2 separate regions of the Mus musculus genome follow, and region 1 is linked to region 2. A link is a loop called in an ENCODE intact Hi-C map of the cell type or tissue named here. Cell type or tissue: heart. All regions are shown on one strand. Links, peaks and the distances in the headings refer to the core of each region. The heading gives the core; the rest is flanking DNA.

Region 1 (10,761 bases), core at 1,154-9,153, 85 kb after region 2:
TTTGTTGCTATTTCATAACTATAGTTCTGCTACTGTTATGAATCATATTGTAAATACTTTTGGAGATAGAGGTTTGCCAAAGGGATTGTGACACATAGGCTGAGAACTGCTGCTCTACAGCTTCTGATTCCTCTCCTGCCTCCAGGTTCCGACTTTGAGTTCCTGCCCTGACTTCCCTCAGTGATATGGTGTGACCTGAGACTTGTAAGATGAAATAATCCTTTCCTCCCCAAATTGTTTTTGGTTATGGTATTTTATCACAGCAATAGAAACACTAAGACAGAATTCTGTTGGTACCAGGAGTGGGGTATTGCCATGATAGACTTAACCTGTGTTTTAGGAGGATTGTGGTAGCATTTGAACTTTAGACTAGAAAAGCCATTGAGTGCTCAGAGCTCAGTGGATTCTTCTAAGATAGGTTGGAAGACAAGAATTTTGAGAGTAATGCAGACCATGGAGTCCTGTCTTGGGATGTTTCAGAAGAAAGCCTGAAAGTCTCTTAAAGACTCTATTAAGGCCATTTGATATTTTGAACTAAAGATCATGGTTCTGGACACCTGAGACCAGTGAATCAACGGTGATTAACAAGGGAATAGAAACACTAAAGTGAAATTATGGGGGCCTGAAGAGATGGCTCAGCAGTTAAGAGCATTGGCTACTTTTCCAAAGGACCCAAGTTCAGGTCCCAGCACCCACATGGCGGCTCACAACTGTTTGTAACTCCAGTTCCAGGGGGTATTGTAGTAGAATTAATTTAATCTTATCCCCAACTAGCTTAAAAATAAATGAGTCTAAGACTGTGGTTATTGTATTTGACTTCGACAATTACTAGGGGTAACCCCTAATCTACTTTTCTATCTGCTGGCCTGGCCACCTCCCCGTGGTGTACCCAGATGCTTGCTGTTTCTCCTAGCCATGGGCTCATATCTTTCCTCTCATGGTGTCTTCTCCCCCCTCCTCCTCATTATTCTTCTCCTCCTCGCTTCTCCACCTCCAATCAGGTAACTGAAAAAAAACACCTACCTCTAATCCCTCCAGTAATTGATTGTAGCCATTTTTACTTAACCTATAGTTTTAAATCAAGGAACAAGGTTTGCACAACAAAAGCCGATAAACGTGAAAAAATCTCTTGTAGGCCTAGACCTTCTGGTACAAGATTTAGCATTACAATAAATACCAGCAGAGCAAATGACAACAGGGTCTGGTACCTTCACACAGACACATGTGTAGCCAAAATAGCAATGGACATAAAGTGAATTTTGCATTGCTGGAACAATTGATAATTAAGAAGAGACCAGCATCATTGAGGAGAAACCCTCTGGGAAGTGTTTCCCCAGGGTCAACACACAGAAAATATGGTCCAGAGGGGACCAAGGCTGCATTGCATGCTGGCACCCATACTTGGTAATGTGTAAGAGTCATCCACATAGTATTGGTTTTAAAGGCATGAAGGAGTCAAGGAGCTCACTTAAGAGTTGACACTGTGTGACAGGGCTGCAGTGGCTAAAAAAAAGAGGTCAGGAGAGGCTATGGTGAAGATGTAGCCTCTTTTTCAGTAGAAGCCCCAGAATTTAAGGGCCATGGAGAGAAGCTGGAGCTTAGCACCACCTGCCAAATTCCCTGAAGAGAACCCAAGAGAGGATACTGCTGAAGGTGCAGTCCAGTTGCAGTAGAGACTCCAGCATTTTACAGATGCCAATCTGTGGAATGATAACCAAGGAAAGCAACAGCTGTGCGGCCGGGACTATGAGACAAGTTGTGTGGGCTCTGGATGGCAAAGCAAGAGAAGTGTAACCATCAGTGCCCTTCAGAGCCTGGAGGCAGGAGAGTGGCTCTTAGACTGCTAGCATTGAGCTTTTAGTACGTAGAATTTTGGTTTTGCTTTGGTCTGATTGTTGGTTCTTTCTGTGCCCTAGTTCTTCCCTCTTGGAGTAAGAAAGTATTTAACTTTTATTTTATGGGATTCCACAATTAAGAGACTTTGAAATTTTATAGAAATTTTGGAATTTTAGAGAAACTTGAATATTTTAGAGACGCTTTGAACTTGCATGAAATCAGTTATGAAGTCAGATGCGGGGTGTTTCTCTACTGTCTCTCAGAGCAGCAGTGGCCAGCAGGGTCATTCATTCATTCTCTCACTCGCTCATTCATTCTCTCACTCGCTCACTCGCTTGTGAATGCCTTAGAAGCTTTGCTGAGCTCTCAGTGGGGGTTAAAAGAGATGCAGCTCCAAGGCCATGGTTCTATGTGGAGCCATGACACGACATGGAATTTAAGTGCACAAGAAGCCCCACTGCATTGATCACCATAAGATGCTACATTTGAAGGCTAGAGAAATTGTTCCATGGTTAAGAAAGGATATTACTACTGCAGAGAATTCAAGTTCAGATCCCTGTATCCATACCAGGTGACTCACAACTATCTAACTCTGGATCCAAGGGGTCTAATGCCTCTGGTATCTCTCTCTCTCTCTCTCTCTCTCTCTCTCACACACACACACACACACACACACACACACACAATTTTAAAAATAAAAGATTTTTTAGTTTCATATTTAAACAAGAAAATGTAGCCAGGTGATAGTGACACACACCTTTAATCCCAGCCCTTCAGCAAAGGACACTTGGTTTTCTTATTCAAGAGGCAAGCAGATCAGAGTTCAAAGCCAGCATGGTTTCTAGATTAAGTACCAGGATAGCCAATGCTATATAAAAACCCTGTCTCAGAAAGAGACAGAGACAGAGACGAGAGGGGAGAGGGGAGAGGGGAGAGGGGAGAGGGGAGAGGGGAGAGGGGAGAGGGGAGAGGGGAGAGGGAGAGAAGACACTTCACTCCATGCCTCTCACTGAAAATGTTTGGAAGGCTGCTGTTAGAGTATGAGCAAATACACTCTTTTCTCTCACATATTATTGCAGGGAACATAAATTGATTCGACATTTTCAGAAGGCAATTGACACTAGAATTTATCTTCAATAGGATCAGGGCGCCACATGCAGCCTAGTAACTGATCACATGGCATCCTGACTGGAGAGAAAATATAGAAGAGGAATTGGACTGAACAGAACACAAGCCTGAATAAGCTTCTCTCTCTCTCTCCCTCTCCCTCTCCCTCTCCCTCTCCCTCTCCCTCTCCCTCTCCCTCTCCCTCTCCCTCTCCCTCTCCCTCTCCCTCTCCCTCTCTCTCTCTCTCTCTCTCTCTCTCCTCTCTCCCCTTCCCTCCTTTCTTCTCCCTTTCCCCTTCCACCCATCCCTCTTGTCCTTCCTTTCTGCTCAAGACAGAATTGTAGGGAACTGTGCCAAGCTCACAGAAACTTGGTTTCCTTCTTCCCAGAGAAAGGAGCTAAAAATCGGCCTGAGCACCAACCAAACAGCAGCTTACTGACAGTCCCTGAGAGGCCTCGTTCAGATGTCCAGTGTCCTAGAAGGGCCCCAAGGCTAGGCTCTGCTTGGCGGTCCTTCTCCTGCGGTGTCTGCTGAGGCTGGACCCCACAAAGCAGCAGCAGAAACTCATACACCTGCTGTTTCCTCTAAGGGCTTTCTTCTTTTCTTTTCCTTCCTCTCCTCTAACGGAATAACTAAAACTCCTTTATTGTAGTCCCAAGAAAGATTCCAACAGAACACTTTTTAAGCCTCTGATCACACCAGGCTTCATGATGTCCACTGAACAAAGCAAGACAAAGACAACATAAGACCTACAAGCAGACGTAAATACTAAATGTGTGGTGGGATCAATCTCAGTCTGCACCAGAGGCTTCATGAGGAAACACCTGTTTGAGCAGGGTCCGGCTAAGCTCGGACTTAGCACCACTGACTTGGGCACCCTGGGAGACACCCGCTCATCCTCTCTACACTTCTATTTAAAAGCACAAACATGCACTTCTCGGGATCCTTTGAAGACATTGGTGTGAACTTGCTCAGCATTGGTCCTACTGAATGCTTGTATGCAGCATCAACTGGGACCACCCAATGACATCCTCTTACTGCAGGGAGTCGGAGACACGGCAGCTCCAGATAATCATCCCCAGCTCATGGGAGAAGCTAGAAAATCCAGAGAATGGACCTCTGTGAAGGAGCAAGGCGCTCCTGTCAAAGGAGAAGCTCCTGAGAATTAGGACCTTTGTCCCACATCAACTCCCCAAGCCAGACTCGGTGCCACGCAATCGTGGAAGCTCCTCTGGGATAGTGCACTGCTCAGAGGGAAAGTGGAGATCTTAGTTGGGACACTTGACAGAGAAAATGATAGAGATTATAGGAATATAAACATCTGTCCTCCAAACCATCCAAGCCTGGGCTTTCAGCTATCTTGGCTGATCATGGTCCCATCGTCGTCGTCACTGGAAACTCGGTGGCCTTGGTGAGTCATTGCTGCTCCTCTGGAGCTCAGTGTTGAGAGGGGACACAGTACTATGATGTCCCAGAGGTATGGAAGGAATTAGTTCAGCGCACAGAGCATAAAAGTACGCAATAAAGGCTGTTCTTGCATGCACCTGGGGTAAGCTGCTTTGTTATTTTAGTCAGGTTGGGGATGTGCGCCCTCTAGTGGTAGAGCCCCTCCCAGTGGTGGTGCAGAAGCTTTCTGCCTTGGGGGGGAGGGTCGAAAAGGGACCACAGTAGATTAACTCTTCCAGAAGGGCTTTCCGAGGGCGAGAGCTGAGTTCCGATCCAGGGCCACAACAACGGAATCCAGGAGTGGTGATCTGTGTACATAGAGAGACAGTACAAAGTTTGAGTCTGGACCACTGGAAACTCTAGAGAACTCTTCACGAAGGAACAAACCATGTTAACTAGGGAGGAAGTCATGAAGGCTCCAAAGGCAGTACTTACTCTCCTTTTCTCTAGTAGACCCTCACCCTCTCCACCCTCCTGTTCTGCTTGAGTTGTACAGACCAAGGTCCACAGGAGTCATAGGACTCGATCCATCAACTCCCAGAACATCGGAAGCACTTGGACTCTAGAGCCATGCTATGCTTTCTGCCCTCCAGTGCAAGGTCAGCTTAGCCTAGCAGGCGACAGAAGCCGGGATGTTTCCTTGAATCACAGAGTAGAGTTTCGAAGAAGGAGAAAAGGCAGCAGGCGGAGTTCCCAGGGCTGGAGCCTTGCCTGGCTGGTCCCTGGGCTCAAGGAGGGTGGGAATGACGCAGCCTGGGCCCGGCAGGTCTCTAGAGTACCATTCGCCGGGAATTTGCAGGCAGCAACAGCCAGGAGGACTGCGGGGCTCTGGGAAGGACAGCTGATCCAGTCCAGGCTGACTCACGGGGGCTTTGTGTATGGGGCACAGCCTGTGCTTAGCATCCTGTGTAGTTGGAATCCGAGAGACACCCCCACCCCTACCCGTGCACACACATACACCACCACAGAGAAGCACCCTGCGCCAGCAGAGTGGGTGTACCTAGGGGTGAGGAATAGAAACTTCCTCAGCAAAGAAGGGTCAATTTGGAACAGAGAAATCCCTAAGGACTCATGGGAGGGGGTGGCAGAGCAGGAGGCCAGGCGCAGCTGTGGGCTGAGGCCACAGACTGGAGGCTGCAGAGACAGACCTTCCCTGGACAGGCCCCCTTCTAGTGCCATGTGTCCTAGAAACCTTCTAGCAGGGTGAAGCTCACAGGATACTCGACATGTTTTTGTGGGATCACCCAGAATACAGATGACGATGAAGCTGACACTGAAAAGGAAGAGGCTTCAAGCTCTTGCGCCATTTCTACCCAGCACAACTGTCCATGGCTGTCCTGTGAGGTTCCTCTGAGAACCAGACAACTGTGATGAGGAAGGAGAGTCTGTCATCCTCTAGACCCAGACATCCATCTTGTACCCCAGCTAGCAGCAACCACCAACCTAGAGTGTCTCCCCAGACTGTGTACTGGGGCTAAATGTATCTTAAAGCCATGCACGGTGACAGGAAGAAAGCAGTCTCAAACCCCAGCTCTGCCGTGAACTCACTGTCATTTACATCTCAGCTGCACAGTTTCCTGAAGTGACAGGTATTGTCCTCTGCAGAAAGCATTTATGGAAGAAAACAAAAACCGCTGCCATTGGTTGAACCCTTTGAGACCAGCCAATGTTTAGTTGCTCTGACCACACCCACTGCTGGGCTCTCGGTATGCCCCATCACTGACAGCTTCACGGTCCCATTAACTAAACTACACTGTCAACTAATGACATGTGAATAGCATACAGATGTCATTATATGTAGGAATGTGAGTCTGAGTGAGGTGGCAAGGCCCCAGAACACACTGAATGAGACACTCCTGCCCCTACCAGGACCTGTTGGAACTGAACAGATCCTGGCCTGGCAAACCAAAAAGAGAGTCTGAGAAGGGTTCCTCTTGGAACCTGGGAGTCCTGGGCAAGTCTGCTCACCAGCTACCTCTGAAGCAACCACTCTGGGACAGACTTAAGACTAGACACTCCAGACAAAGCAGCTAGGGGCCCAACTCCATTGTTTTCACAACTAGGGGGAAGCCTGCTGAATACTAAACTGGTAGCAGGCAGGAGGCTTGGACTTGTGTCTTCCTGGCAGGATAACTCACTAGTGAGGAAGTCCTCAGTTCAGACAGCTCCACTAAGCCAGGACCGCTTCTTTCAGAGGTCTAGCTGGTCCCTTTAAGAAGAAAGGGGCGGGGCCACTTTCTATCCCATGCCCCTCCAGCTACAGCTGTGAAAGCAGGGCTCATGCACCCAGACTGAGCTGGACTGAGAGCCTCTGCTCACCCCTGACCTTCCAGCCACCCCTCTGCCTCTCCTAGCCCTAAGTCCCCATGCTTTGGTCCTGGCCTCTTACGAGCCACAGTCATCTCAGCTGATCTTTCCCTGGCCGGGACTCCTGGCTGGGCTGTCCAGCCCTTCCCTTCCCACTCCGTGCTTGGCAGAAGGGTAAGCGGCTGTTCTCGAGCTGGGCCCAGGGGGGCTGGCCAAGGCTAATGAGTGCAAAAGAGGGCGGAGGGGTAGACTGTCTAAAACGGAACCCCCTTTCCCAAGGAGCCAGCCCCGCCCACCAGGAGGATGTGAGGTGAGATCAGCTGTGTACACAGAACACCGAGAATGTGGTTATTTAGGCTTCTAGAAGAAATGGCTGGCCAAAGAGGTTTCAGACCCACCACAAGTGCAGACAGAACTCACCTGCTGTCCATCTGAAGACAGCAGGTTCAGGCGAGTACTGGCCCTGCCTGGCACCATCCTGGCTGCCTATCAGTCTGATGCTTTCCCAAACTTGAGTCCCACCTCCCACCTCAAACCCCCTCCAAACTCAGAGGACTCCAAGCTCTTTGGAGTGTTGAGAAATGTTGGATACAAGTGCAGGCACCGCCACTGCCTCCGTCGCCTGTCTGGCCTCAGTTTCCCCATCTGTAAGATAGCAATGATGCTGCCCACCTGGCACTCACGTAGATGGCTACAATAACGAGCTGCTGACATTAGACTGTACTCGGGTGGCGTACACATGTCTCCACAGGTAGAGATCTGTCTGCTGGCTCTGCTCACTCACCTGGACTCACAGTCCCTGACCAGCCTGAGCACTGGGGCAGCCCCTCCTCTCTACTCTGCCATTTTCCTGTCTGAATATGACCTTATTCAGCAGAGAATGCACAGAGCCACAGTGTAGCTTTCCTGCAGAAAGACTCGGGGTTCCTAAGACCCACTGTCAAGCTGCCCCTGTGCTGTCACTGAGGGAATTAAAGTGAAAGAGAGAGAGGCAACCTAGAAAAGGACAGATGCCTAGACACCCAACATCGAGACTGGGTCTTCCACTGCCTCCACAACCCAGTCTTTTTTTTTAAGATATTTTCTTCATTTACATTTCAAATGCCATCCCCAAAGCCCCCTATACCCTCCCCCCACCCTGTTCCCCAACCCACCCACTCCCACTTCCTGGCCCTGTACTGGGGCATATGATCTTCGCAAGACCAAGGGCCTCTCCCACCATTGATGGCTGATTAGGCCACCCTCACAACCCAGTCTTAACCCTCCTGTCTCTTGTGCTTGCTGATTCAATAATGCAGGGAAGGCCCTAAAAGATTGCCTAGAGGCTTCAGAGCTCGTGAGCAAGCCAGGGAAGTGCAAATTCAGCTCTCCAGACATCTCTGGCCTTTCACTGCTTTGTTGAGTCAAAGAAAATACTTTGACCCTTTTATAGGGATTTGGGGAGGGGATGCTCTATCCAAGAGAAACAGCTTTTGAAGGCCTCCAGCCAAGAAAGCTCAGGGCAGGGCCAGGAGGGTCCTCTGATCACAGCATGGGTAGGAAGCCGAGGGAGCAGGAGCCAGAAGACAGGCAGGTAGGAGGAGACCCCCATTCCAGCTGCTGCATCTCTCTCTCTCTCTCTCTCTCTCTATCTATCTATCTATCTCTATCTCTATCTCTCTCCCTTTCTCTCTCTCCTTGCTGCCACTGCTGCCCCTCCAGGGGTCATGCAGAGCCACACCCCACCATGACTCTTAATATGGCAGCTTCATTGCACACTGGTGCACAGTCATGAACTCTATCATTCATTCCCTCAGCACCGTCCAGGATCCTGCTCTCAGGTATCCTGCAGTCACACAGGGCTGCCCCTGAAGGCCCAGTGCCCTGACTGGGGCTTGTGTTCTATGCACCCACTCTGAGATCTAGGCCTCCCTAGAGTCTTCTATGAAGTTTTCTACCCGATGTGAGCTAACAAGCAGGAGGGAGGTGTCACAGAGCACTAAATGGGCATTTTTAGCTTGGCCCTGAAATTGCACACTTCTCTTGCCTGTATTTCACTGTATTTCACAGTCACCCTGTGACCACCTAGCATCATTCTCCATTCCAGCAGCGTCCCCACTTCCTCCTGGGGTTACCTTGTCCCCATTACACACTTTCTATTATGCCATTTCTCGCCTGCTCCCCCTATACTCAAGCCTGAACCTTGAGCAGTGAAGCTCATGGGACGAAAGTGATGGCTTCTGGCCCTGTTATTCAAGCTCAGAATAAAGAGGCAATTCCCAACACCTACTTTATCACAGATATTTCTGCGTCATCACACTGCCACTGTCTGTGTCCTCAAGTCCCTGGTGGATGGAGGAGACCCTGCTGAATTCACTGATGTTTTCACTGGAGTTTAGCAAGCTGCATTTAACACACTGTATGCATTCAACAAGTTCTTATAAAACTGAATGAACATAAAAGTCTTAAGGCTGAGTATATGGTTCAGTGGTAGAGTGCTTGCCTAGCATACACAAAGCCCTGAGTTCAAGTCTCCAGACCTAAGAAAGGAAAGAAAAGGAAGGGGAGGGAAGGAGAGAGGGAGGGAGGGAAAAGATGGAAGGGAAGGGAGAGGACAGGAGAGTCTGTAATTAGAGAACAGGATTCAAACTCACTTGCTCTGTGGTCTCTGGCATGTCTCTGAGTCTCTGTTCTCTCTTGTGTAAAATGGAAACAATCTAAGCATGTCTCTGGGCTGTTGATGGATTTAAATGAAGTAGTGGATATGAGACACAGAGGGAGCTCTTATCAGTAAGGGAGGGAAGAAGTTAGTGAAATTTTTAGATGATTGGAAGACCAAGTCCACCCCAAGAACTCTCTGAGCAGGCAGAAGGACTGTCAAACATAGTGTGTGATGCAACATCTTTGTTAACCAGAAAACTGAACTCAAAACAGCTTAGTCAGCCAGGAGAGTGTGTCGACTCGACATTGGGACAATCTGAGCATTTACTTCAGTAGGTTGTGGTCTGTCACCAAACACCTAGTTTCTAAGAAGCCAAGACTAGGTGACCAAACGCTAATTCATGGCCCATTTACTGAGCGCATGAGAAGAAACTAAGGTTTTGTTTTGTCAAAGCAAATAACGAAAACTGCCCTTCTGACATGTAGAACAAATACTGGCTTTTTATCAAGGGTTGTTTGCTTGTTTGGTCTACATGCAACAAAAGCTGTTTTGCTGTTATTGTTGCTGCCCATTTTAAAGTATGAAAGCCGTGTTTCAGCCCACGCTAAGAGAGTCTAGTCCTCAGTCCCGGTCTTGTTGACTCTGGGCCTGTGCCAAGGCAAAGCAGAAGGTCACAGCATCAGGAGTGTGTGCAGAGGCTGCTCAGCTCCTGATGGGCAAGAAGCAGAGAAGAACACTGCTCCCAGCATCCATGTAACATCCAGTAGTACACCTGTAATCCTAGCACTGCGGAGGCAGAGACAAGTCCCCGGAGCTCGCCAGGCTAACCAACTCAACAAACTCTAGGGCTAACGAGAGAACTATATACACAGAAATTAAAATTTCAAAAAGAAATTTTTAAAATGCAAGGTCAGCAATAAACACAAACACGAGTGCTCACACACACACAAACACGCACACACACATGTACACACACATGCACACACAAACACTCACACACATGCACATACACACACACGCACACACATGCACATGCACACACGTGCACACACACACACGTGCATGCATGCACACACACATGCCTTCTGATACCAATCTTCTCTATCAGCTTCCTATAAACGATGGACTGCCTGACATAAACAAGTTCAAAAGAAGAATTCTTTATTTCTGTCTAACACTTTCAGAGTGCTCCATCCGTGGTTTCTTGACTCCCCAGCTTTGGGAGAAAGTGACGGGGAAGGAATCTTCATCTGTGATGAACAGGAAGCAGCATGGAGGAACCCACATCATGGCAGACAGGAAGTGGGTAAAGGAAAAACAGGAAGTAACCAGGTCATGACAGAGTCAATCCCCAAGGACGCACCCCCTGTGACATGCTTCCCTCAACCAAACAGAAGGTCCCACCCCCTTATGGTCTGTTCAGG
Region 2 (10,761 bases), core at 1,714-9,713:
TACTTGGAAAGTGACTCGGGCTTGCCTGGAAGAAAGTGCGTGGGGTGTTCCAACGCCTGGATGAGCAAGCTTTTCCCCCTCCGCCTCCATGCCTCGATCACCAGAGGGTCAGGGGTGTGTGCACAAATCTCCATGGAGGTCGCTCTGGCCCAAGTCCCTGGAGTTTAAAGCCACTTCCCTGAAGTGCTGGGAGATGCTCTCCAAGAGGCCCCTGGGCCAGTGAGAAAGGCCCTTGTGACTTGCTGACCCTTTCTGTTCTCCTAGAAGCAGGGAGGGACATCAGCTGCAAGAGCTTAGGTCCCCACCAAACAAATCTTTCCCCTGGGCCCCCAAAGGCTATCCTAGCCAGGGCAACTCAATGCAGAGTTAGCATCCAAGGCCTTCGATCAGACCTGTTGAGTTGGGGCCTTGGAATGGGAAGCCTGCAGCTGCAGAAGAGGTCGTGGTGGACAATCTGAGGACATTTGAAGAACTGATCCACGTCACCCACTGAAGCTGTAATTCAGGATAGGCCCTTGGGAAATGTGACTCAACACAAGGCCTCTTTCTTTCTTTCTCTCTTTCTCTCTCTCTTTCTTTCTTTCTTTCTTTCTTTCTTTCTTTCTTTCTTTCTTTCCTCTCTCTCTCTCTCTCTCTCTCTCTCTCTCTCTCTCTCTCTCTCTCTCTCTCTCTTTTTCTCTCTCTCTCTCTCTTTCTCTGCAAAAGAGAGAGCATTCCAAAAGCCAGCCACAGCTTCCATTCTTGGGGCAGGGTTTCCACAGCAGAGTGGTTCTCTCAGCTGCTGTGTCAGGGGAACCACATGGCCCATGCATGTGCTGAGAAGACAATTGAGTATCTCTCTGGTTGGCTGGAAATCAACCCTTGCAGAGAGTAAGCCAACATCAGGGCCTCTCCTGACCTCTGCCTTTGCCTTTCCCTGGTCAGAAAGCAACAGCACAGAATATAGCAGGAAGCCCCTTGATAGAGTAAACTGAAGCCTAAACACACACCCAGGAAAGCCCAGACCAGGTCTATCTAACAGGGATGTGGCTTGAGATGACAGTGGCCTCGAGAGGCATAGAAGTAGCAGTCCTGCGTGCCCCTAGTCAGAATTACAGGTGGCAGAAAAATGTGTGCTCAGCAGTCTGAAGGCAGACCTACCTTGGGAGGCTTGGGGATATAGTGTCCAAGATCTGGGGGTGGGTCACATAGACACACAGATTGTTGCGGCTTGGAGGGCTGTTCCCAGAAGCCCAGATATAAAGGTTTGGTCCCTGGGGTGGTGATGTTGGGAGATGGTGAAACCTTTATGTCATAGGGCCTGTGGGAGGATACATTTAGCCCATCATGGGTGTTGCCCTCAGAGGAAATGTGGAAGCCCACTAAATCCCTCTGTTCCTGCCCCGTCTTTAAACATATACTCCTGCCATGGCACGCTGCATAAAAGCAAGGGGCTCTCAATAACAGGTTTGAGCCTCTGGCACCAGAGGCTGAAGTAAACCTCTCTTTGCTTTATAAGTAGCCTATCCAGTATTTTCAATAATTGTGTGTAATTGATCAACACCAAGACCTTTCTTTGAAGACACTTTTTTTCTATTTACTAGATATGGGATCTTTATTCCTCCCTGGGAGCTTTGATTTTTCCTATCTTTTACATGGGGCCAACATCACACATTTCATGAGATTTCGACAATGGTAAAAATGAGACAATACACGTGTGTCTTAGTTACTTTTCTGTTGCTGTGATAAGATGCCATGACCAAAAGCAATGTAAGAAAGGAAGGGTTTCTTTTAGCCTAAGGTTCTAGACGAGCAATTCTCAACCTGTGGGTCGTGACTCCTTGGGGCTTAGAATGACCCTTTCACAGGGGTCACCTAAGATCATCAGAAAATACAGATATTTACATTATAGTTCATAACAGTTGCAAAATTAGTTTTTAAGTAGCAACAAAAATAATGTTATGGTTGGAGGTCACCACAACATGAAGAAATGTATTAAAGGGTGACAATGTTAGGAAGGTTGAGAAGCAGTGTTCTAAAGGGACAGAGTCCACACTGGTGGAAAAGGCATGGCATGGGGGCAGAAGAAGATAGACAATCACATTTCATCTGCACACAGGAAGCAGAGAGAAAGAATAGAAAGTAGGGCCAGGCTACAACCCGCTCCCCCAGTGATGTACTTCCTTCAGCAAGGTTCCTCCTTCTAAAGGTTCCACAGTCCACAGCTACATCAGCTGGAAACCAACTGTTCCATTACATGAACCTCCAGTGCACCGTTCTCATTCAAACCACCACAGTGGGAAACGCTTGTAGCTTTCCCTCTGCTTCCGCCAAGAAAAAAGGCTCAAAAAGAACCATTTTGCTATTTTTTCTATGCAACATGGTCCATGTGTATGCATGTATGTACACACATGCACAAACTACAGAATACATTTACCATGATTGTAGGGAGCAAGCAGAGTCCTGAGTAAATGTATGGTATTGATGTGGGCACAGCCATTCCAAGGACACCAATGCCTCATCAGAATTACAAAGCCTTCTCTAGGAAGGGCTCAGAAAGATGGCAAGACCTTCCTCTGGTCCAAGCATGGATAGTGATAGTGTGTGCAGAAATTAACCACTGTGGTCTTCTTTCTACCTTGACCTCCAGATATATATGGCATGAAGACAACTCCCCTACAGAGCCTGCTCCTACAGAGACTAGCTAAACCTGCCTTCTTGTTTTTCCGTATGTAATAATCACACATTCTTGCTCAGCTGTATACAATACACCCACCTCTCTGTCCAACTGTAAATAATAAATGCACTGAGCTTCCAGGCTGCTGCAGCTTCTCCATCTAAGAACCCAGACTTCCATCCCTTCAGTGCCCCAGTTGGGTCAGTCCTTGGAGCCATGCATAGCACAGTAATACACACTATAAACTATGGAGTAAGCAAACACTCAACAAGTAAAAACTATGAGAATATAGCATGCTCTGTGATATATACATACAACAAGGATCCACATCATGTAATCTATGATATATACCAAGAGTGTATATAACATAAACTATGGTGTATACACAATTGAGAAGCATCCCCAGGGTCTACATATCTGTACTTTCATGGCCTGTGAGGTTGATTGTTGAAATGATGTGAAAGCAGAGAGTAATCAAGTCTGGAGTCACCTACCAGTATATGATAGAGTGCTGTTGCAATGCAGTGTCTTTCTTTCTTTTTATTTCTTTTCTTTTTTCCAGACAGGGTTTCTCTGTGTAGCCCTGACTGTCCTGGAACTCACTCTGTAGACCAGGCTAGCCTCGAACTCAGAAATCCACCTGCCTCTGCCTCCCAAGTGCTGGGATTAAAGGTGTGTGCCACCACTGCCCAGCCAGTGCTTATTTCTTTAGAATCCTTATTCTCACTCACCACAGATGTTCAGTTACTTTTGTTGACCCTTCTGAAAAACAATTGGCTGTTGGCTGTAACAATGTGGCAAGTGGGGCCACATTTCCCATCACCTAGCAACTTATCTCATGCTCTGGGAGTTCCCAGGAGAATAAAGAAGATCACAGACCCTCTTAAGGTCTGGCTTGGTCCATTTTCTGCTGCCATGACTTGAGAAGAATAGAGGCCTGTTCAGGACACACTTTCAGTGACTTGTAGTTCAAGGGCATGACACAAGGACGTGAGGAGGGTCTTCCTGCTGCATCGTGCAGCATGGTGGAAGAACAGAAGTGCTGGTTCTGGAAGCTTCTAATACCTTTATGGGGGACCACATGACTTCTTCATCCACTCAATCACTCCCAGAGTCCCTGCTGCCTCCAAATACAACTAACATAGGAATTTGAGGATTAAGTGGGGGGAGTCACATGCAAACCATAACAAGGCCTAAACTCAAAAGGTACCACCATCACCTCAGCCATGTTATCTTAGTCAGAACAAAGCAGCGTACATGCAAAGACTTACCAGACAGGGAGAAAGACTGCCTCTGGATGGAGGGAACTTCAAAGCATTATAAAGCCAGCATGGAAGAGATCTATACATCTCTTCTGTGCATCATACAACCTGCTTGTGGGGCAAAAGGATGGTTCAGTGGTTAAGGGCCCCGGTTGCTCTTTCGGAAGATCCAGGTTCAATTCCCAGTGTACACGCAGCAGCTCACAACTGTCTGTAACTCCATTTCCAAGTGATCTCGCCCTTCTGGCCGTCACAGGTACCAAGGATGCACTGCAGTACAGACATGCATACAAGATAGCCATAAAATTTTAAAAATCTCAAAAACATAAAAACAAAATCTTAAAAATGTAACAAACAATACGCAACACCTAATCTGCTTGGCACAACCATAAATGTGAAGAAGCCCATTCCCCGAAAACTACATGCAAAAGATTGCCTTTGATAGCACTGAAAAGTGGGTTCTAGGAGTCCCTGTATGTAGTCAAGGAGGAGTGATGATTAATTTTTGTCTGACCGGAAAGAAAAGCACTTGGACCAGTACAGTACACACCTGATGTGTCTGAGAATGATTCCTAAGAGAACTTTCTGAGGGGAGCATCACCCTGAAAGTGGGTAGCATCATGCCACAGAGGCTGTGGGTACCAGTCCCGGAGCACAGGCATCCTCTCCTCTTTGCTTCCTGGCAGAGGCATCCTGGGATACTCCGTTCCAGAGCTCCATCCAGCACACCCTCCACACCAGGATGGATTGTGAGCCCAAAGAAATATTTCCTCCACCAAGTTGTTTATGTCGGGTATTTTTGTCACTGTGATGAAAATGCTAACTAACGCGCTGGAGCAGCAAACACAGAATGCAGGAAATTGGCTTCCTGGGATTGCAGGAGACATGGGAACGGGAATGCAGAACGTGGGTTATGACCACTGCTTTGTTTTTGTTATTAGAGTAAGGAAAAAAATTGAAGGCAGTCGTAGGAAAACTGGACGATGATTAGGCAGACTGTAAACGATTGAGGTTCAAACGGCGAGTCACATGTTACAAGAGAACAGACCAACAGCACTGGCAGCAGACAGGACAAGGGAAGCTCTTGGAAGGGTTTAGTGAGGGAGAGATTCTGGGATCAATTCCAGAACACCAGCTAGAGAAACTGGGCAATGGGGCTATCCTGGAGCCAGGAACCTGACAGAAATAAACCCACAAGTGTGTTGGGAATGCCTGTGAAGATGCACAGAGCAGGCCCGGAAGACTGCTAGGGTTCTGCAAGTTTGAAGAATGGTCAAGGCCAGAAAATCAGGAGCTTCTAGGCGATCCAGCACGGGGACCATCCCAGAAAACCCTGGGCTGTGTCACATGGAAGTCCAGCCCTCAGAGCCTGGCCTTACGGGGGCCTCCTGGGCTCCCCCAGCTCTTCCTGAGGACTCCCCGGCCACGTCCACAGTCAGGCCTCCACCCTGAATCTCTGGGCCAAGCCAGTGAGCTTGAGGTAGTGGCTGAGGGGGCCCCAACAGCCTTCTCCTCCCCCGACAGGGCCAATGGGACCCCAGAGGGGGCTGGCTGTTTGTGCAGTGACATGCTTGGCCCCGGCCCCTCCTTACTCATGCTTTTGGCTTCCCCGCGCTGATTTTGGGTGGATCCCAGTTCGGCTGCTGGATCTGGGAGCTTGGGGCTGGGGCTGAACAGAGGTTCCTTTAGCTGTTCCAACCCAGAAAGGTTCCAGCCCCTTCCCCCTCTCCCCTTAGACTTCATCTTTTCCCACACCCAGCTTCATTACAGAATGGAGCATCCCGGAGCTGGAAAGGGCCTCAATATTCCCTCCCTCAAACCCCCTTCCACAAAGGGAGAAAAAGGCCCAGAAAGACAGGCCTTCCCAGGGTCACCCAAGCAGGTAGGAACCGGGGCTCCCAAATCATACTGCCCACAGCGGCTCTCTTAGATGCTGTTTGTTTGGGAAAGGCCCAGGGCTAAGCCTGCTGCAGTCACCCTCCCCTCCCAGGGAGGCAGCAGACAGTGACGGACACTCACTTTGACACTTTCATTCCATAGGAAATTGGAAATTGCCTGTCAGAGGTGTCCGGGTGGCCCAGCTGCCTGCTGCCCCACACAGCCCAGGCTGCCTCACCCTGACCTGGCCACCAGGACACCCATGCAGCATCCCCTGCGCCCTGAAGGGCGTGTGGGTGTGGGGTCCCATGCGCCAATCTCAAAGAATTGTTTTGCTCTGGTGAAGCCTCTAGCCGAGCTTTGCTCCAGAACAGGACACAGGCCTGGCTGGGGCTCTAAACTCTGACATTTAGCTACACTTGTTTTCCACCCCAGGGGTTTCGGGAGTCTCCCTCACTATGCTTCAGCGTGGCTTCCTGCCCAAGGTCACAGGGTGATTGAAGCAAGGGGCTGAAGCTCGCCTCCAGGGCCCTTGTGTAGCCAGGATATCCCAAGACCTCAGCATTACCTTTCCCAATGTCTTCTCCCCAAGGCCCCCAACTCATTCCTTCCTTGAGTTTTTGGCACCCAGAATCTAACACTGGAATCTCAGTTTTGTCTCAAGAAGCCTGGCTTCCAGAAGTCAGCGCTGCTGTTGCATGGTACTTAGACTCTCCGGTACCTGGCTGCCTGGACTGGACTCGAGGCTGCCATTTTTTTAATTGTGTGACTCTGAGCAAATGGCTCTGCCTTTCTGTGCCTCTCCTTTCTATTCTGTAAGGCATAAGGATAGCAACTACGGCATCACACACTCTGAATTCCAACACCTGGTGCCATGGTGGTGGCCCACACTTACATAGTTCTGTGTGAATACTCAGCAATGCTCATGAAAATGGTTATGGGAGCCCCAGAGCTGAGCTGAGCCAAAACAAGGGACTCCTGAACTAAACCCTGTAAGCAACTGACAGGAAATACTGGAACTTAGGCATTGAGTACTTATCTGTAGACCTGATGCTGGGGACTGAGGACCCGCAAGGTCAGCCTAGGCTGGAGACAGACAGACAGTCAGACAGACAGACAGACAGACAGACACAGAGAGACACATATAGAGAGACAGAGAGAAAGACAAACAGACACAGATACAGAGAGACACAGAGAGAGAGAACCTGCCCCAGAGAAATGAAACTTGGTCTCCAAGTTTTTGAGAGAGTAAGACCCAGTGAAAGGATGGAATGGTGCTTTGCATGGCTGGTGTAAGGAAAAGACCAGGACAGGGTGGGCTGGAATTAGAAAGAAAAGTTTCTGGCTTGTCCTGAGGCACTAGGGAGCCACTGAAGTGTATATACCAGGAGAATAACGAGGGGAACTTGCCTTGTACATTGCCTGCTTAGATGAGTAGAGGGGTAAGGATTGGAGGCTAAAAGGCACAAGCTGAAGCCATCACAGTCACAGAGTTGAGAGAAAATGAAGAACAAGACTTCCTAGTATTCAGGACAATTCCCGAGGCCACGCCCAAGCCGGCCACATTGGTCTTCCCAGTCTTCCCTCTTGCTGCAACAGAGCAACGGGGCAAATCAAGATCTGTGTCAGGGCGAGCCTTGCGACACAAGAAACAGTGTCACTACTGGGGTTGTATGTGGTGAAATGACTAGCTACACTTCCTGCCAGGCCCGGCCGGGAGTGTCCCTGTCTCTGGAGAGGAGCAAGGACGTCTTTTAGGTCATTCAGGAGGGTGCTGATGAGATCTTGACAACAGGGTCACAAAATGACCCTGTTCTCTACCACCAATTCAATACCACCTGGCTCCCATGGGACCTTTGGCCAGGTGGGGAGATCACCCAAAGGAGAAAAACTAATGGCTGTGGGTGATAGGAGGATGGCAGAAGCTGCCCCTGGCTGGCAATTCCCAGCTGGAATGGATAGGGCAGAAAGGATTGTTGCTGTTTAGTTCCATACTCAGAAGCCTCAATATCAAGTTCCAAAACCATGGCTCCTCTCCTCTGTACTGGTCTGAACCTCCCCAGAGTACAGCCCAGTAAGGTTACACTGGGAAGGGATCTTGGTGTTGGAGGGGCCAGCATGGGTTCCTGAAGAACGTAAAAGATAAAGTAAGGTGACCAGCCAGTGAAACTGCTTCTGGGCTATGGTAACACATACTGGGCTAAAAGCAGAGATTCACAGCTCTCTGTGTATGACTTAGCAGTTCCTGAGCCTACAGGACTTACCTCAAAATATCAAAAGAAGTAATAGATGCTCCTTCCAGAAAACACAGTGGGTTAGCAGCACTGACCCAGCGCCTCAGTGTGGTGCCTAAAAACACTGGATAAAACACTAAAACCCCCTTTTAGATTCAACAACAAGACGGTTGGAGGGATGGAAGCAGATCTCAGAGCAGCCACAAACCCGCATGCCATAAAGATGAACACCGCTTCTGCCATTGTCCCGAGGGCACCTCCCCACCCCCATGGGTCTCTAAAGCCAGTGCTTGGCTTTGAAATGGCTACACATCTGGAGACAGAGGTCAGACCCTTAGGCTCAGGAGCCTTTAGGGGAGACAGCTATGGCACCCACATAGACACACTGTGCACTGTTGTCTCTGCCACCCTTGATTTTGAATGTACTGGGGAGAGAGGATGAAGTCTCCCATGAGAATCTTCAACCATTTGTCTGTCCTCGCAGATACTTGGAGATAAACTTAAATGGCTTATGAAACCTGAAATCCCTAAAGCAAAAATTGGTTGGTAGTGATCTCACCTAGTGCCCCAGAGAACTCACAGAAGACTCCGAAAAGAAGGAACCTTTTCAGCCGAAGCCTCAGAGAGCATCCAGGGTTAATGTGAGCTCCCGTCAAAAAGCATAAAACGCAGGCCGCGTGAGAAGACTCAGCAAAGCCCAGCGCTAGAGGATCCCACCTGCGTCTCTCACTTCCAATTAGGATATGAAAAAATGCCTGATCCTGTGGTGATTGTGAGAAAAACCTAGGGGAAAAAAATCAAAGCCCCACTTTTCTTTAAATAACATATTTTTTATTCTTTGTAAGTTTCATACATTTATACAGAGAATATTGATCATACTCTACCTCCTCCCCTAATCCTCCCTGCCCCATCCTCCTCCCAACTTCAAGTCCTCTTTTTAACTTTTGTTTGGGTTATTAATGATGCCCCAGTCCAATTAGTTCTGCCCATATGAGCATGAGTGTGTAGCTATCCACTGGAGTATGAGCAGCCTACCAGTGTCTTCATCCCTAAAGGAAAACAACTCCCCTCTCCCTCTCCCTCTCCCTCTCCCCCTCCCCCTCTCCCTCTCCCCCTCCCCCTCCTCCTCCCCCTCCCCCTCTCTTGTCCCCCCTCTTCTCCTTCCCCTCCCCACCTCCTGTCTCAGTACCCATCAACTACCAATAAGGGAGGATCCATTCATGCTGGGATTTTGATTGACTTGACATGGTGCAGGTCTTGCGCCGTGAACGTGCATGTATTACGGCCATGTTGTAACTGTGTCTGCCATGTCCAGAGACCAGCATTCCACTGCTCTCCCCATCTGCCAACTCTTACATTCTTCCCTTGCTGTCTTCCATGAAGTCTCTGGGCCTTGGATTTCAGGAAGTTGATAGAGATGACCCACCAGAGCATTCATCCATTTGTTGCCAGCACTATGACTAGGTTTAGACTCTTAATTAACCCATAGCAAAAAAGAAGCTTCTGTTTGTCAGGCCTGAGACTGGCACAAACCTATAGGTATAAACCTAACGCTATAGAATTCAGTTTAGCCAAACTAATAATGGGGTTATCCCTAGGGTCTACAATGGCCCCACTCATGGGCTTTTGACCAGGTGTACAATACCAGGCATAAAGTCCCTCCTGGGGAGCAGGCCCCATGGGCAGTCAGAAAGTGATTGCTATACCAACACCATCATCACTGTTGTACCAGGGAGCAGATTTTGCAAGCGGGTCATTCTTGTAACATGCAGGAGCCAGTGAGGTAAGACAATTACTGCCTTATCCCCCCTTGTAACCTGTATAGCACCTTCTGACTAAAATACTTTTCTGTGGGGCCAGTAAGAAATAATAGGCAAAAATAAATCATGATGACACCTCTACACCTCAGGGATAGAATCTAATCTAACCATAAGCACATCTGTCACAGATACAGTGACATTAGAGATGCAGGGAACTCCACTGAGCCCTGGCACCCATTTCCAGCACAAGCCAGATATTCTTCTGCTCTGAAACTTCCCTCTCCCAAAGTTTGTTGATACAGCAAAAATGAAGAAAATGTTGGTAAACAGCCTAGCAGCCTCATGATAAAAAGATTCTTTCACCTGACAGAGCTAAATTCAAAAGCACACCAAACTAACTGAAACTACAAACATGGTCTCAATATGACTTACTTTTTTTCTAACGGAAGAACTCGAGAGTCAAATTCGGATTAATTCAATCCAGTTAGCGCTGCTGTAACCCAGCTTCACCACAATCAGATCAGGGGAATGGTCAGACACTGCAGCTGCCAGGCAGAATAAGGCTGAGGGAACTAAATGGCCCAGGCTTGCATTCATTCATATATATACATATATATATATATATACATACATACATATATATATACATATATATATGCACATATGTATATGCATATTCTATATCACATATAGAATAAAATAAAGATGTGTCCTCTCAGGAAGCAAGCAGCTAAAACCAAACCTAAGAGAAAACACAACACAAAGGACGTTATGGTTGGAACCAATTGATAAGGACTTAGAACAAGTGTTATTAACATATTTAAACTTTCAGAGGTAAATAAGGATATAATGCACGAGGAGATTAGGTATTTCTTCAGGGAACCATCTGCTGTACTTAAGTAGCAAGATGGACCTTGTAGCTAGCATATGTAACAGCCAAAGCTAATTGGATGGAAGGATGGTGGGTAGAA

Evidence for each region. Hi-C counts contacts between places; a loop is a spot of excess contacts. Peaks named below come from ENCODE experiments on the same cell type or tissue, not always from the same donor. Only the 100,000 strongest peaks of a DNase experiment are listed, where the experiment ranks them.
Region 1: a loop joins it to region 2, with 2.0 times the contacts of the local background. A loop is called at or near these places in 5 of 42 quality-filtered maps.

Annotation. Positions count from the first base shown.
Region 1 is chr11:33,093,502-33,104,262 of GRCm38, forward strand. No RefSeq gene overlaps it. Among named protein-coding and RNA genes, the nearest start is that of Fgf18, 49 kb to the right of the region's middle. In heart, for the core only: a CTCF peak has its summit at 4,538 (motif pointing left); DNase peaks (open chromatin) are centred at 5,190 and 6,840; H3K4me3 peaks cover 485 bases; H3K27ac peaks cover 324 bases; H3K27me3 peaks cover 2,077 bases.
Region 2 is chr11:33,007,963-33,018,723 of GRCm38, forward strand. No RefSeq gene overlaps it. Among named protein-coding and RNA genes, the nearest start is that of Gm12111, 87 kb to the left of the region's middle. In heart, for the core only: no CTCF peak of the experiment used is centred there; DNase peaks (open chromatin) are centred at 5,459, 5,859 and 6,049; H3K27me3 peaks cover 629 bases.